2 separate regions of the Homo sapiens genome follow, and region 1 is linked to region 2. Evidence: chromatin contacts called from ENCODE Hi-C data. All regions are on one chromosome and are shown on one strand. Each heading gives the region's core, a stretch centred on a gene start or an enhancer-like site at or near the end of the contact. The rest is flanking DNA. Distances are from core to core; before and after follow the strand shown. Region 1 overlaps SLC1A2 (solute carrier family 1 member 2). Region 2 overlaps LOC105376626 (a long non-coding RNA gene).

Region 1 (6,394 bases), core at 3,691-6,190, 240 kb before region 2:
TAGAGGCTGCCCCCCATTATAATACAAATGCCTTTGAGTGGAAAAAAATGCACTAATATGATCAGGAGTGAGGAAAAGGGGTGATATTTGGTGGGTACTGCAATGTCTTTACATCTGTCTCCATTTAATCCTTAAGGTGCCCTATGCTGTATTTCCAGATGAGAAAACTGGGAATCAGAAGGGTTGAGTCTTTTGCCTGATGCACAGCAGAGCTTGTATGGCCAGGTCAGGACACTTCACCCAACTCCACACAGCCTCCTAATTTGTACTAAGTGTTCTAACAGTGGGGAGGAGGAGCAGAGAGGCCCAGAGTTGGAACGGTTGGAGAAGACACACTTATTAGGGCCACCCACTGGGCTATGGTTTGAATATTTGTCCAGTCCAAAACTCATGTTGACGTTTAATTGCCATTGTAACAATATTAAGAGGTGTGGCCTTTAAAAGGTGATTATATCGTGAAGGCTCCACCCTCATGAGTGGGGTTGGTGCATTATAAAAGGGTGAATTCAGCCCCTTCTTGCCCTCTCTTTGTCTTTCTGCCTTCTGCTATGTCATGATGCAGAAAGAAGGCCCTTACCAGATACCAGTTTCTTGATCTTGGATTTCCCAACCTCCAGAATTCTGAGGAAATAAATTTCTGTTCTATATAAATTACCCAATCTCAAGTATTTTGCTATAGCAGCACAGACTAAGACACACCTGATTCTGCATGCTAACCAGAGAAATATTTTTGACCTATTTTTTTCTTCTCTCAGCATGAAAATAAAACAAATAGGCTCAATGAGGACAAATGGGGTACAATCAAGGTCTTGGCCACCCTTAGAATTCAAGTCTTCCAGCCCCAGTGGGTCTGCCATTGTAGGTCCTGGTCCTTGGCAGTCACTTGTTTTCAAGCCTGTTGGATGTGAGTCACTTCATGAAACATTCAAAACCCTGCCTACTTCTGACCTAAATGTTAGCAAATGAAACAGGAGGGCTGGGCCCTCCCAGATCACCCCATGCAGGTGCTCACATGCTTACACTTGCAAAGGAAAGCAGAGCGTCCTAACTCCAGGGCTGAAGTGTGTCAGCAGAAGGGAGTTGGCTGAATTTTTTTTTTTTTTTAAAAAGGATGATACATTTGGATTAACTATGTTGATGAAATCATATAATAGAAAACCCCATCCTAGGCTGGAGCTGGGAAGAAAGGAGCAAATGAAGAGCTGTTGTCCAGTTCTGGGGCTCTGATCTCAAATGGAGGGAGGAGTGTGATCAAGGGAAAGAGAGTCTAAGAGGCAGGAGCCCTCAGTCTGAGCTCTGCACTTACTATCTAAAGGACCTTGGGCAAGTGACTTTCTGAGCCTCAGCTACATCATGTGTAAAATGGGGCAATAACATATCAGGTTGGAAGCAAGAGTCTAGGTTCAATGCCTTTGAGTGCCCTTCTAGTTTTAAGACCTAGAGTAGAATTCTGCTGGGGATGAATGTTTGTATACAAATAAGCACGAGCATTCCTTTTAAGAGGAAAAGAAAAAGGAAGGGTAGAGGATCCTGGGAAAATGTGTGTAGCTGTTTGTAGCTAGGTCAGATCTGCTTTGAATTAGTAATGGTGGCACATTCTTTCTCACCAGCAAGAGGAGTTCTGGAAACTAGCTCTTGGTTGTGAGCTCTGTGACTATTGGGTGCTCATTAGTGTGTAAGTGGTGGTGGGGGCTAAGATGAGATGGGGTGCAACTGGCCATTCCCTAGATAAGTAGTCTGTGGAGGAAAAGCAGAGAAAAAGAAAAGGGGGAAACTTCACCTCTTTAGCCAAGGTTTGTAAGCTTTCATAACTCTAGCAATTTTTCAATTTAAAACCAAACAAAGCCTACAGTGACATTTAATGTGTCACAGTGTTTGCCAACTGCTGGAGACCAGCCAGCCTCATTACTGCCCTCTAAGCCCTGGATGGTTTTCAACAGGCAGGCTTAGCTGCTCTGTAAATGTCATGGTGAAAACCAAGATTCTGGAGCCCTGAAAAATGCCGAGTCCCAGAGCACTGGATGGGTGGGACTGTTTAAAACCAGAACCTTCCCCTGGGTCCAGGAAGCCCTTTGCGTCAGGAGCCCTTGGCAGATATTTATAAGAGACCTTGCTGACACCCCAGTGTCTCTGAAGGAGGCAGGATGGAGTGGTAAATGGGAGCCAATACCAGGAAGAGGTAATAAATAACTGTGTCTGGCTACAGGTAGGAAAAGGAAAATCAAAATAAAGTGAAATCCGAGTGGACCTATGGCCTAATTCTCACATAAGACTCTGCTAGTGAGATCTTTTCTGGGCTCACATGTGCTAATTGGGGAATATAGTTGAGACGGCACTTAGAAGGAAGACCTCAAAGAGCCTCCACCCTCCAGGAGGGCTCTGAAGCTCCTCCCAACAGCATTCCTCTCTGGAGAGAATAGAGCATTCATTCTCAAACTCGAGCATGCACCAAAATCTCCCAGAGATATATCTGAGGTGGGGCTGGAGAATTGACATTTCTAGCAAGTTCCCAGGTGATTCTGATGATGCAATCTCCAGGGACTCTCCCTTCCAGAAGCAATGAACTAGAGACGGAGAAGGAAAACAGGAGTTTCTGATTGTGGGTATATGAGCACCTCTACTTTTTTTTGAGTTAACTCTTGACAGTTGATGCATCCTTTCAAAAAAATAGATTGAAAAGATACAGGATGCAAATAGCTAATACTTAGTGAGTGCTCCTTAAGTGTTAGATATTGTTCTAAGCACTTTACATGGGCTCGTTTGAAAGTCACAGCAGATTATGAAGCAACTAATAGTATTATCATTGTTTTACAGTTGAGAAAACAGGTTCAGAGAGAAGTAACTTATCCCAATTTAGTGGATATTAACTGGCTGAATTGGGGTTCAAACCCAGATGATCTAGATATCCTTGGGTGTTCCAAGCATGCTCATCTGAGTTCTGCTGTTTTAAAAATTTGAGACACACACATGCACATGCACACACACACACACACAAACTTAACTAACTGACCCTCCACTCATGGCTGGTGGAAAACAAAACTAATTCCTACGTTAACCTTTTCTTTGAAGATTTTAGGGGCTTATGTCTATCTTAGTCTTTTGCTTTGATTTCCCACTTCCACTGAATTCTCTTTTTTACATCTTATCTCCGGTCTACATCAACCTCCCCATGGAATGTGGCCCCTTTTCCACTAAGTCCTTTCCTCTCTCACCAAAGTTTCTCTGACTTGAGGCAGCATAATTGCAGATCAAGGCGGGATGGGGCAGGGCTATAGTTCTGCGCAGCAAAATCATTTTTTGATATATCACAAAATAAATGCATGTTCATAGCAAAGGGAAGGACAAAGTTCAAAAGAGTAATAAAATGAAAAAGAAGTCGTCTCCCCTTCATCGACTGTTGAATCTCAAGTGTTATTTCACTGTTAATAATTTCAGGTAGCACAGACATAAAATAAAAATGTAATGTTAGGCATCTCCTTTTCTAAAAAATCTTTTAGTATTCCCCACCCCTGGGAATTTCCCCTTGGGACTCCTTGTTCTCCATCTTTGAATATTTCCCCAGCTCTCTGGACACCCCTCTCCTTTTCATCTGTAAAGTAATCTGAGCTCTCTGTGCCTCTCTCCTCATCCTGCTAGATCATGGCCTGCATCCTGACTTTTTACCACGAAAATATCTAACCAGATGTTTTACTAAACAAAAACCAATTGTGTCTCTAGAGCTAATCTGCTTTCAAGTCTTAAATTCACAATCCATCCTGGTCCTGCCCCTTCCACATACCAGCCTCCCCATTCTCCCCTGCCCAGCCTGTGCCATAAGTAAATGAAACATAGTCTCAGTCCTCAAGGAGCTTATAGTCTAGTAATGGGGTCAAGAAATCCCAATGGAGCCTCCTAGGTGCAAAAAGAAATGGATAAGGTGTAGGGAGGAATAAAAGAGAAAATGCTCTGATCCCCTTTTCACCTGGACTAAAAATGGTAATATAATGAGAAGCTTCTTCTGGGTCATATAAGCCTTTTATATAAAACAGCCTTGGTGGAGGACCTCTTGGTTGACAAGCACTCAATACATGTTAGCAGTTATTATCTTCTCAACATGCTTGCAGGTGAGTATCCCTCTCCATATGTTACGAATGAGAAAGCTGAGCAGGACAGGCTAAGAAATCTTTAATGCTTGAGCTGGGAGTGTCATCCAGGCTGGTATCCGGACTTCACGCTCTTAGCCAATGCTTACGTGGATCTCCTTTTCTTCCCTAACCCCATGTGACTTTAGCCCTTGAATGCCCAGAGCTGTGCCAGCCTTCCTCGGGTTTGGGGCCTCAAGTGACCCCTCTTCCACACCCTGCCCCTAAAGACAGTCCCTTCGCACCATGCATCCTGAGAGGCAGGTGCTATGTTTTGTTTCTATCAATATTAAGTTGAACCATATGAAATTGCCAATATTTGACCTTTTTATATGGAAATAAATGGCAATTTCATATGGTTCAATCCAATGCAAGACACCAGATGAATTGTGGGTGACAGCTCCCTCAGCCCTGTTCTTCTCTGTGAACCAGGAGTTCCAGACGATTTCACATTTCCCTGTTGGAGGATTTAGACTGAGAGATGAAGATGAGAGAGAGTACCTTGGTACTTGTTTTTCTTTCAGTGAACCAGACCCAGTGACTCAGTGTGAAGTAACTCGGTCAAGCCCCTCTCTCATTTTTGGTTCCTGGTGACCTCTAAAGCATAGCCGTGTCATCTGTAGAAAACCCATGAAATGCAAGATCTGCTTTCATCTTCATCCCCTTCTTGCAGTCCTGACACACAGCGTCCAGACCCAAAGATGGTGTCACACACTCTAAAAGTTGTCTTTTACCAAGCCTTAAAGCTCTTGAGGGCAACGCGAAAGACAGGGTTTCCTGAGTGGTGAGGGATGATTGTGAGAGAAAATGAAACTCTGCCTGTGAAGAAACTTTCCACACATGAACCACAAACTCCCATGTCCTGCCTTGGGCCCCAGTTAAACTTCCCCAGAGTTGGTCAGACATTCCCCTGGCAGCCTCAAGGGTGTTCTGCCTTGCAGCATTTTCAGAAAGGAAGACCCATGCAGAGCAGCCATGACCTACCTCCTGGCTGGGCATCCTGGGAATCTTCCCAGAATGCCTTGTGGCAGAGAAACCTGGCATGAGAGGGCTCTGTATTCTAGTTTAATCCAAATTGACAGCTTTCTGTTTAACAGATCCCCTTTAACGTCCTGCCTTCTCACTTAGAAACCTATTTTCATAATCTTACCTTTTACTCCTTCCCTTCTGTATTGATGGAATACAGTCCCTCCACCAAAGGAAATGGCCTTTATCTCCACTCTGGACTTCCATCCTCTCTGATCTCTCTAGGAACCTAACTTCATCAATTATTCCCTCTTCTCTGTATCTTCAGTTACTTCTTCCCCACCAACCTCTTCTCATTTTGATTTAAACATGTTCAAATATTCTACCTCTTAAAACAAAACACAAATTTGATCTCCTTTCCATTTCCATCTGCCATTTCCTCTCCTTCCTTTCTCAATCAATCATCTTGAATAAGCTGATTATACATAATGTCTCCATTTCTTCACTTCACTTTCCATTTTTTACCTATAGTGAGCTGGCTTCTATCACTACCTCTGTATTGAAACTGCTCTTGCCAGGCCAATAGTGACCTCTTTGTTGTTAAAACCAAAAGAATCTTCTTTTTTAAGATGGAGTCTCGCTCTGTTGCCCAGGCTGGAGTGCAGTGGCGCTATCATGGCTCACTGCAACCTTCGTCTCTCAGGCCCAAGCGATTCTCCCACCTCAGCCTCCAGAGCAGCTGGGATTACAGGTGCACGACACCACACCCGGCTAATTTTTTGCATTTTTAGTAGAGATGGGGTTTCACCGTGCTGGCCAGGCTGATCTCAAACACCTGACCTCATGATCCACCCACCTCAGCCTCCCAGAGAAACGTCTTACCCTCATCTCACCTGATCCCTAGATAATAATTAGGGTTGTTTGCCATACCCTTATTTTGAAGCATACTTCCATTTACTTACAAAATGACAAACTCTTCTAGTTTCCTTTAACTTTTGCAGGCTCTTATCTTGCCCATTCATTAAAAGTTGGTTGACCTTAGTGTTCCAGCCTAGACTGTCTGCTTTTTACACTCTGCATTCTCTCCAAGGGTTAATTAAGCACCTCGGTGGCATCCTCAGCCTTCTCTATGGGATGAGTCCTATTATCACCTGCATCACAGATGTGTCTCCTGACCATCAGTCTATATTACCAGCCATCTGTGGGGCATCTGCTCATAACTGAGTCACATGCTTCACCCTCAACGTGTCCAAACCAAAGCCAGAATCTTTCCCGCTCCAACTGACCATGCTCCCTACATATGGTTA
Region 2 (6,806 bases), core at 534-3,033:
AAAGCAAGCCTCCATAACAAACTCATTTGAAGAATCCTAAGCTTTGCACCATCAATACAAATTTCTGTGTGAAAACCATAAAGACAGAACTAACTTTACATGTTGAATCCATCGAGTCAAGTAAACTTTTAAAAGAAAATTTTAAAAAGAAAGAAAAAGAACTTTAGATGTGGTGTCAAATTCAAAAGATCTTATAGTTGGAGATATACCACTGAATGATTCTGTCAACGTCCTTTAAAATGGCAAAAAAAAAAAAAAAAGCCACCTCAATTTTAATCAACTGAATCATGAACACAAGGAAATTTTTTAATTTTGGAGGAATACTTACTATTTGTTGGGCATCAAAGATGCTAGATGGAGGGTTGAAAAGCTATAGGTTCTAACTAGCTGTGCAATACTGGAAAATCACAGTCTTTCTGAGCTATAGTTGGTCTGTGAAATGTAGTGGTTAAATTTAGGGCCTCTCAGTCCTCTTGCAGTCCCAAAGTTCTGGGTCAATGCAGTTTTTATTTCAGAAGCTCTTGTCCTTATCTGCTTTGTCTTCGAGGAGTCACTAGAGGTGCCCCAAATGGACTTGCAAGGGTCCTGTTCATTTCCACAGGTGGGAACCACGTAGAATCCTATGTTACTTTCCTTCTCTGCTCTGCCCACTATTTTGCCCACTGCTGTTCCCTGTGGGGTGCCTGGAGAGCTGGTTTTGTGGGGTCTAAAGTCTATTACCCATCATTACCACCACAGCCATTGGGCATTATGGGACATTAACATCCTCAGGATGCCAAAGCTCTTTTAGGGATTGTACGCTGTAGTGTTGGAACCTGAAGCAGGGTTGCCAAGCTCTGCCAAAGACCATTTGCTCAGAGGCACATTTGAGATGCTGTGACAACTTTCAGGGGCACCACTGAAATTCTTGATGACTTGTCAGTCTCTTCTCTATTTCCGCCCAGAACACCACGGGCTGCCTAAACACCCAAGTCCCACAAAATATAGGACTGGTCTAATGTGTCCCTGGAAACTATTGAGACAAACCCATTATCTGAGAAGCCAGGACGAGTTATAATTAGAAGCCTGATGAGTCAGAGCTCATGGGCACTAGCTCAGAAGCCCTCACTCATAAGATGACACATCAGCTTGACGTCCGCTGGAGCTCATCCTGGGCGTCAGAATTCAGCCTCGTACAAGGATGGAAGGAATCGGCTGGAGAGGTGGGAGAGTCGCTGAGCACAAGGACAGGCCTGCTGGGCCCAGCCTCTCGCCAGGAACACAGAGCATCTCACACAGGAAGCCCAGGCAAACTGATACAAAATTTCACTAGAAAAAAAAAAATTCCTTTTACCACACACAATTTCTCTTTAATTTTTCTTAAGGTGCTGCAGTTGCTAATTTAAGCCTTTCACATAATTTCCCAATATTGACTTAAATTTATGATCTTTACCACACATCCTCCCCAGCCTGGTGGATTCAGAAAGAGTAAGGGGGTTAAAATCCTATCTCCATTACCTACTGGCTTTGTGACTATGATAAATCCTGTCAAATTTTCCAAACCTTAGTCCCCTTATTTATAAAATGGGTTTTTTATGAGGATGAAAAAATAATAATACATGCAAAGCACCTGGCATACGATCTGCACAATTCATGATCAATAAATGTCAGTTTCCTTCCTTCCTGGTAGAAGTCATCAGATGGTACTAACTCTAGGTTTTCTGTCTGACACAGAACACACCCTTCAAAGTGCTAATGCTGTTCCAGCTCAGCAGACACCTCGTCTCGGGAAAGCCATTAGAAACCCCCAAAATACTACATTTTTCTCCTGGTAAGTAGCTCACTTCCCACAACCACTTTGCATAAAGTGAGCTCAACAAATGAGTCACGCTGCTTGCAGAAGCAAATTCGGGAACCACACCCAAAACAGAGGCATCTTGACTTTTCCCAAGAAGCTGTCATTATCACCAGAAAGAGGGTTTGGGGGACCTATAGTTAGAAAACCTCAAACTCCCAAGCTACCTCTGAATTCATGTGCAAACCTAAGAGCTCATTTTTTTTTCAAGGATTTTTTTTTTTATCCACAGCATTCAGTGACAGCTGAGAGTCACTGGCCATTTATGATTATTTACTTTTTGAAAACTTCTATCATAGCATTTAAATTATAATTATGATTTTCAAGAAAAATTTCAAGAATTTATTCATTGCATAAAAATAGACACAATTTCATTTAGACCAACCCTTTCTGACCTGCAGGCTGCAGGATAAAGTAGACAGTGCATGGGATTATAGTCAGAAGACCAGGATCCAAGTGATGGTTTTGCCACTTACTGAATGATTTAGGGCAAGCTTCTGAGACTCAGAGGTTTATCCATAAAGTGGAAAGAACTATATATATTGTATGATTCAGAAATAATGAAATATATGAAAGTACATGGAAAACTTAATGCAATACAAAACGTTAGATTTTTTTAAAAAGTAATCTTTAATCCTTTATATTTACCCAATAGTCCTGGTACTAATTTTTTTGAATTAATTTTGTTGGCTCATTTCTGCATCCTTCTAAATTAATGTATATATTTTAAAGCTATTGGCTTTCAAAATGAATGGAAAACTCTGCATTCATGATTGATTGGCTAGAATAAAGACTGTTAAATAGTTTTGAATGATTATATGTCTAAAAATTTTGTTTTCCAATGTGAGATACCTTGTTTGCCAAAATGTCCACATTGTTCCCTTCTCAGTACAGAGCTCTTTTTAATGCTACTGTGCAACTCTTCCCCATTCTTTGAATCTGGGCTGGTTTGTGACCTGCTTAGGCCACTATAATGGCACAAAATTGACGCTGTGACAGTTCTGAGTCTTGGCATCAAGGGGCTGTGCACTTCCAATCTTACTCTCAGAATCTTGCCAATGCCACATGGATGAGTCTGGGCTAGCTTCTGGTTGATGAGAAACATATAACCTCATTACCAGAGACTTTAAACCCACTCAATAAATAGCTAATAGCCATACATGTGAGTGAGGCCATCTCAGATCAGGCAGCACCAGGTTGACCTATCAGCTGAGCACAAACACATGACTGAGCCCAGCCAAGATCAACTGGGTCAGACCCTAAGAATCAGCACCATCCCCTCATTTGTGAGTAATGATTGTTTAAGCTACTATATATTTTTTTTTAACACAGCAACAGATTGACTGATATACAAGGTTTCTATATCATTAAAAAATGAACTCCTCATAACATGCCAGACTAAGGTAACAGAAATGGGGTCCCTCCCTTTATAAACCTAAAGAAATGCTGGCTGAAATACATGGCCAAGTTCAAGAGACATAAAGGAAATCTCCAACGGCAAAATAAAGAGAACTCAAACATACTATATGGCAGTAAGCAAAAGCGGATATTGTCGCCTGTGGGCACATAACTTTGCACATGGTTATAGGCATTAGTGACTGGGGGACAAAGTTTTTTTTATTGTTATTATACTTTAAGTTCTGGGTTACATGTGCAGAACGTGCAGTTTTGTTACATAGGTATACACGTGCCATGGTGGTTTGCTGCACTCATCAACCCATCACCTACGTTAGGTATTTCTCCTAATGTTAAACCTCCCCTACCCCCCCACGCCCCACAGGCCCCTGTATGTGATGTCCCCCTCCCTGTGTCCATGTGTTCTCATTGTTCAACTCCCACTTATGAGTGAGAACACGCAGTGTTTGGTTTTCTGATCTTGTGATAATTTGCTGAGAATGATGGTTTCCAGCTGCATCCATGTCCTTGCAAAGGACATGAACTCACCCTTTTTTATGGCTGCATAGTATTCCATGGTGCATATGTGCCACATTTTCTTAATCCAGTCTATTATTGATGGACATTTAGGTTGGTTCCAAGTCTTTGCTATTGTGAATAGTGCCACAATGAACGTACGTGTGCATGTGTCTTTACAGTAGCATGATTTATAACCCTTTGGGTATATGCCCAGTAATGGAAGTGCTGGGTCAAATGGTATTTCTAGTTCTAGATCCATGAGGTATCGCCACTCTGTCTTCCACAATGGCTGAACTAATTTACACTCCCACCAACAGTGTAAAAGCATTCCTATTTTTCCACAACCTCTCCAGCATCTGCTGTTGCCTGACTTTTTAATGATCGCCATTCTAACTGGTGTGAGATTGTATGTCATTGTGGTTTTGATTTGCATTTCTCTAATGACTATTGAGGATGAGCATTTTTTCATATGCCTGTTGGCTGCATAAATGTCTTCTTTTGAGAAGTGTCTGTTCATATCCTTTGCCCATTTTTTGATGGGGTTGTTTGCGTTTTTCTTGTAACTTTGTTTTTAGTTCTTTGTAGATTCTGGATATTAGACCTTTGTCAGATGGATAGATTGCAAAAATTTTCTCCCACTCTGTAGGTTGCCTGTTCACTCTGATGATAGTTTCTTTTGCTGTGCAGAAGCTCTTTAGTTTAATCATTTATCAATTTTGGCTTTTGTTGCCATTGCTTTCAGTGTTTTAGACATAAAGTCTTTGCCCATGCCTATGTCCTGAATGATATTGCCCAGGTTTTCTTCCAGGATTTTTATGGTCCTAGGTCTTATGTTTAAGTCTTTGATCCATCTTGAATTGATTTTTGTATAAGGTGTAAGGAAGGGGTCCAGTTTCAGTTTTCTGCATATGGCTAGCCAGTTTTCCCAACACCATTTATTAAATAGGGAATCTTTTCCCCATTGCTTGCGTGTCTTAGGTTTGTCAAAGATCAGATGGTCGTAGATGTGTGGTGTTATTTCTGAGGTCTCCGTTCTGTTCCATTGGTCTATATAGCTGTTTTGGCACCAGTACCATGCTGTTTTGGCACCAGTACCATGCTGTTTTGATTATTGTAGCCTTGTAGTAATGTTTGAAGTCAGATAGCGTGATGCCTCCAGCTTTGTTCTTCTTGCCCAGGATTGTCTTGGCTATGCAGGCTCTTTTTTTGTTCCATATGAAGTTTAAAGTAGTTTTTTCCAATTCTGTGAAGAAAGTCAGTGGTAGCTTGATGGGGATAGCATTGAATCTATAAATTACTTTGGGCAGTAATGCCATTTTCATGATACTGATTTTTCTATCCATGAGTATGGAATGCAAGAACAAACAAACAAAACCTTTCTAATGTCAAAGCATTTTCCCTTTCATATCTTTCTTTAATGGTATATTTGCAGCTGTTTCCTGTTAATCCTTTGTCTGTCTGACTTCCTTCTTTAGGGTGATGGGATCCTTAAGACAAGCACAGAGTATGTCCTGCTGTGGTGTCCTGCAGGACAGGCCACACTCTGGCCCATTAACGGTGTTTGATGTGACGATGCACATGAGCCCATGGAGGTCTGTGCCTCAGGCCCCGTGGGTGTTTGCAGGTTGAAGATGGAATGATACACGCCATCTCTGAGATTTTTATTTGCTCAGACCTTCCCCTGTTCTGGCCCAAACCCACTTAATTCTGTCTAATAAGTGGTGGTGGGTTTTGGGGGGCCTAGTTTGTTTGTGTCCTCTCTTATTTCCTTGAGCATTGGTTTGTAGTTCTCCTTGAAGAGGTCCTTCACATCCCTTGTAAGTTGTATTCCTAGGTATTTTATTCTCTTAGTAGCAATTTTGAATGGGAGTTCACTCATGATTTTGTTCTCTGTTTGTCTGTTATTGGTATATAGGAATGCTTGTGATTTTTGCACATTGATTTTGTATCTTGAGACTTTGCTGAAGTTGCTTCTCAGCTTAAGGAGATTTTGGGCTGAGACGATGGGGTTTCCTAAGTATACAATCATGTCATCTGCAAACAGAGACAATCTGACTTCCTCTCTTCCTATTTGAATACGCTTTATTGCTTTCTCTTGCCTGATTTCCCTGGCCAGAACTTCCAATACTATGTTGAATAGGAGTGGTGAGAGAGGGCATCATTGTCTTGTGCCAGTTTTCAAAGGGAATGCTTCCAGTTTTTGCCCATTCAGTATGATATTGGCTGTGGGTTTGTCATAAATAGCTCTTATTATGTCGAGATACGTTCCTTCGATACCTAGTTTATTGAGAGTTTTCAGCATGAAAGGCTGTTGAATTTTGTCGAAGGCCTTTTCTGCATCTATTGAGATAATCATGTGGTTTTTGTCATTGGTTCTATTTATGTGATGGATTATATTTATTGATTTGCGTTATGTCGAGCCAGCCTTGCATCCCAGGGATGAAGCCAACTTGATTGTGGTGAATAAGCTTTTTGATGTGCTGCTGGATTCGGTTTGCCAGTATTTTATTGAGGATTTTCGCATTGATGTTCATCAGGGATATTGGCCTAAAATTCTTTTCTTGTTGTGCCTCTACCAGGCTTTGGTATCAGAATGATGCTGGCCTCACAAAATGAGTAAAGGAGGATTCCCTCTTTTTCAATTGATTGGAATAGTTTCAGAAGGAATGGTACCAGCTCCTCTTTGTACCTCTGGTAGAATTCAGCTGTGAATCTGTCTGGTCCTGGACGTTTTTTGGTTGGTAGGCTATTAATTATTGCCTTAATTTCAGAACCTGTTATTGGTCTATTCAGTGATTCAACTTCTTCCTGGTTTAGTCTTGGGAGGGTGTATGTGTTCAGAAATTTATCCATTTCTTCTAGATTTTCTAGTTTATTTGTGTAGAGGTGTTTATAGTATTCTCTGATGGTGGTTTGTGTTTCTGTGGGATCGGTGGTGATATCCCCTTTATCATTTTTTATTGCATCTATTTGATTCTTCTCTCTTTTCTTCTTTATTAGTCTTGCTAGCAGTCTATCAATTTTGTTGATCATTTCAAAAAACCATCTCCTGGATTCA

Evidence for each region. Hi-C counts contacts between places; a loop is a spot of excess contacts on that map. Pooled maps may share reads with other maps.
Region 1: a pooled map shows a loop between it and region 2 (2.9-fold over the local background). The contact joins two enhancer-like sites. A Hi-C loop is called at or near these places in 2 of 37 single-sample maps with no recorded cell type and 9 of 50 pooled maps.

Annotation. Positions count from the first base shown.
Region 1 is chr11:35,271,162-35,277,555 of GRCh38, reverse strand. The region is part of intron 9 of SLC1A2 (solute carrier family 1 member 2); the gene reads left to right. Among named protein-coding and RNA genes, the nearest start is that of SLC1A2-AS1, 7.5 kb to the left of the region's middle. RefSeq lists an enhancer at 4,761-4,810. Within about 2 kb of position 4,940, at least 5 of the 41 ENCODE cell types and tissues checked have a DNase peak (open chromatin) inside an H3K27ac peak, as active enhancers do.
Region 2 is chr11:35,025,173-35,031,978 of GRCh38, reverse strand. LOC105376626 (a long non-coding RNA gene) reads left to right here. Exons shown (of 4, transcript XR_001748180.2): 3 at 1,714-1,810. Among named protein-coding and RNA genes, the nearest start is that of MIR1343, 87 kb to the right of the region's middle. RefSeq lists enhancers at 1,685-1,804, 767-1,966. Within about 2 kb of position 1,783, at least 18 of the 41 ENCODE cell types and tissues checked have a DNase peak (open chromatin) inside an H3K27ac peak, as active enhancers do.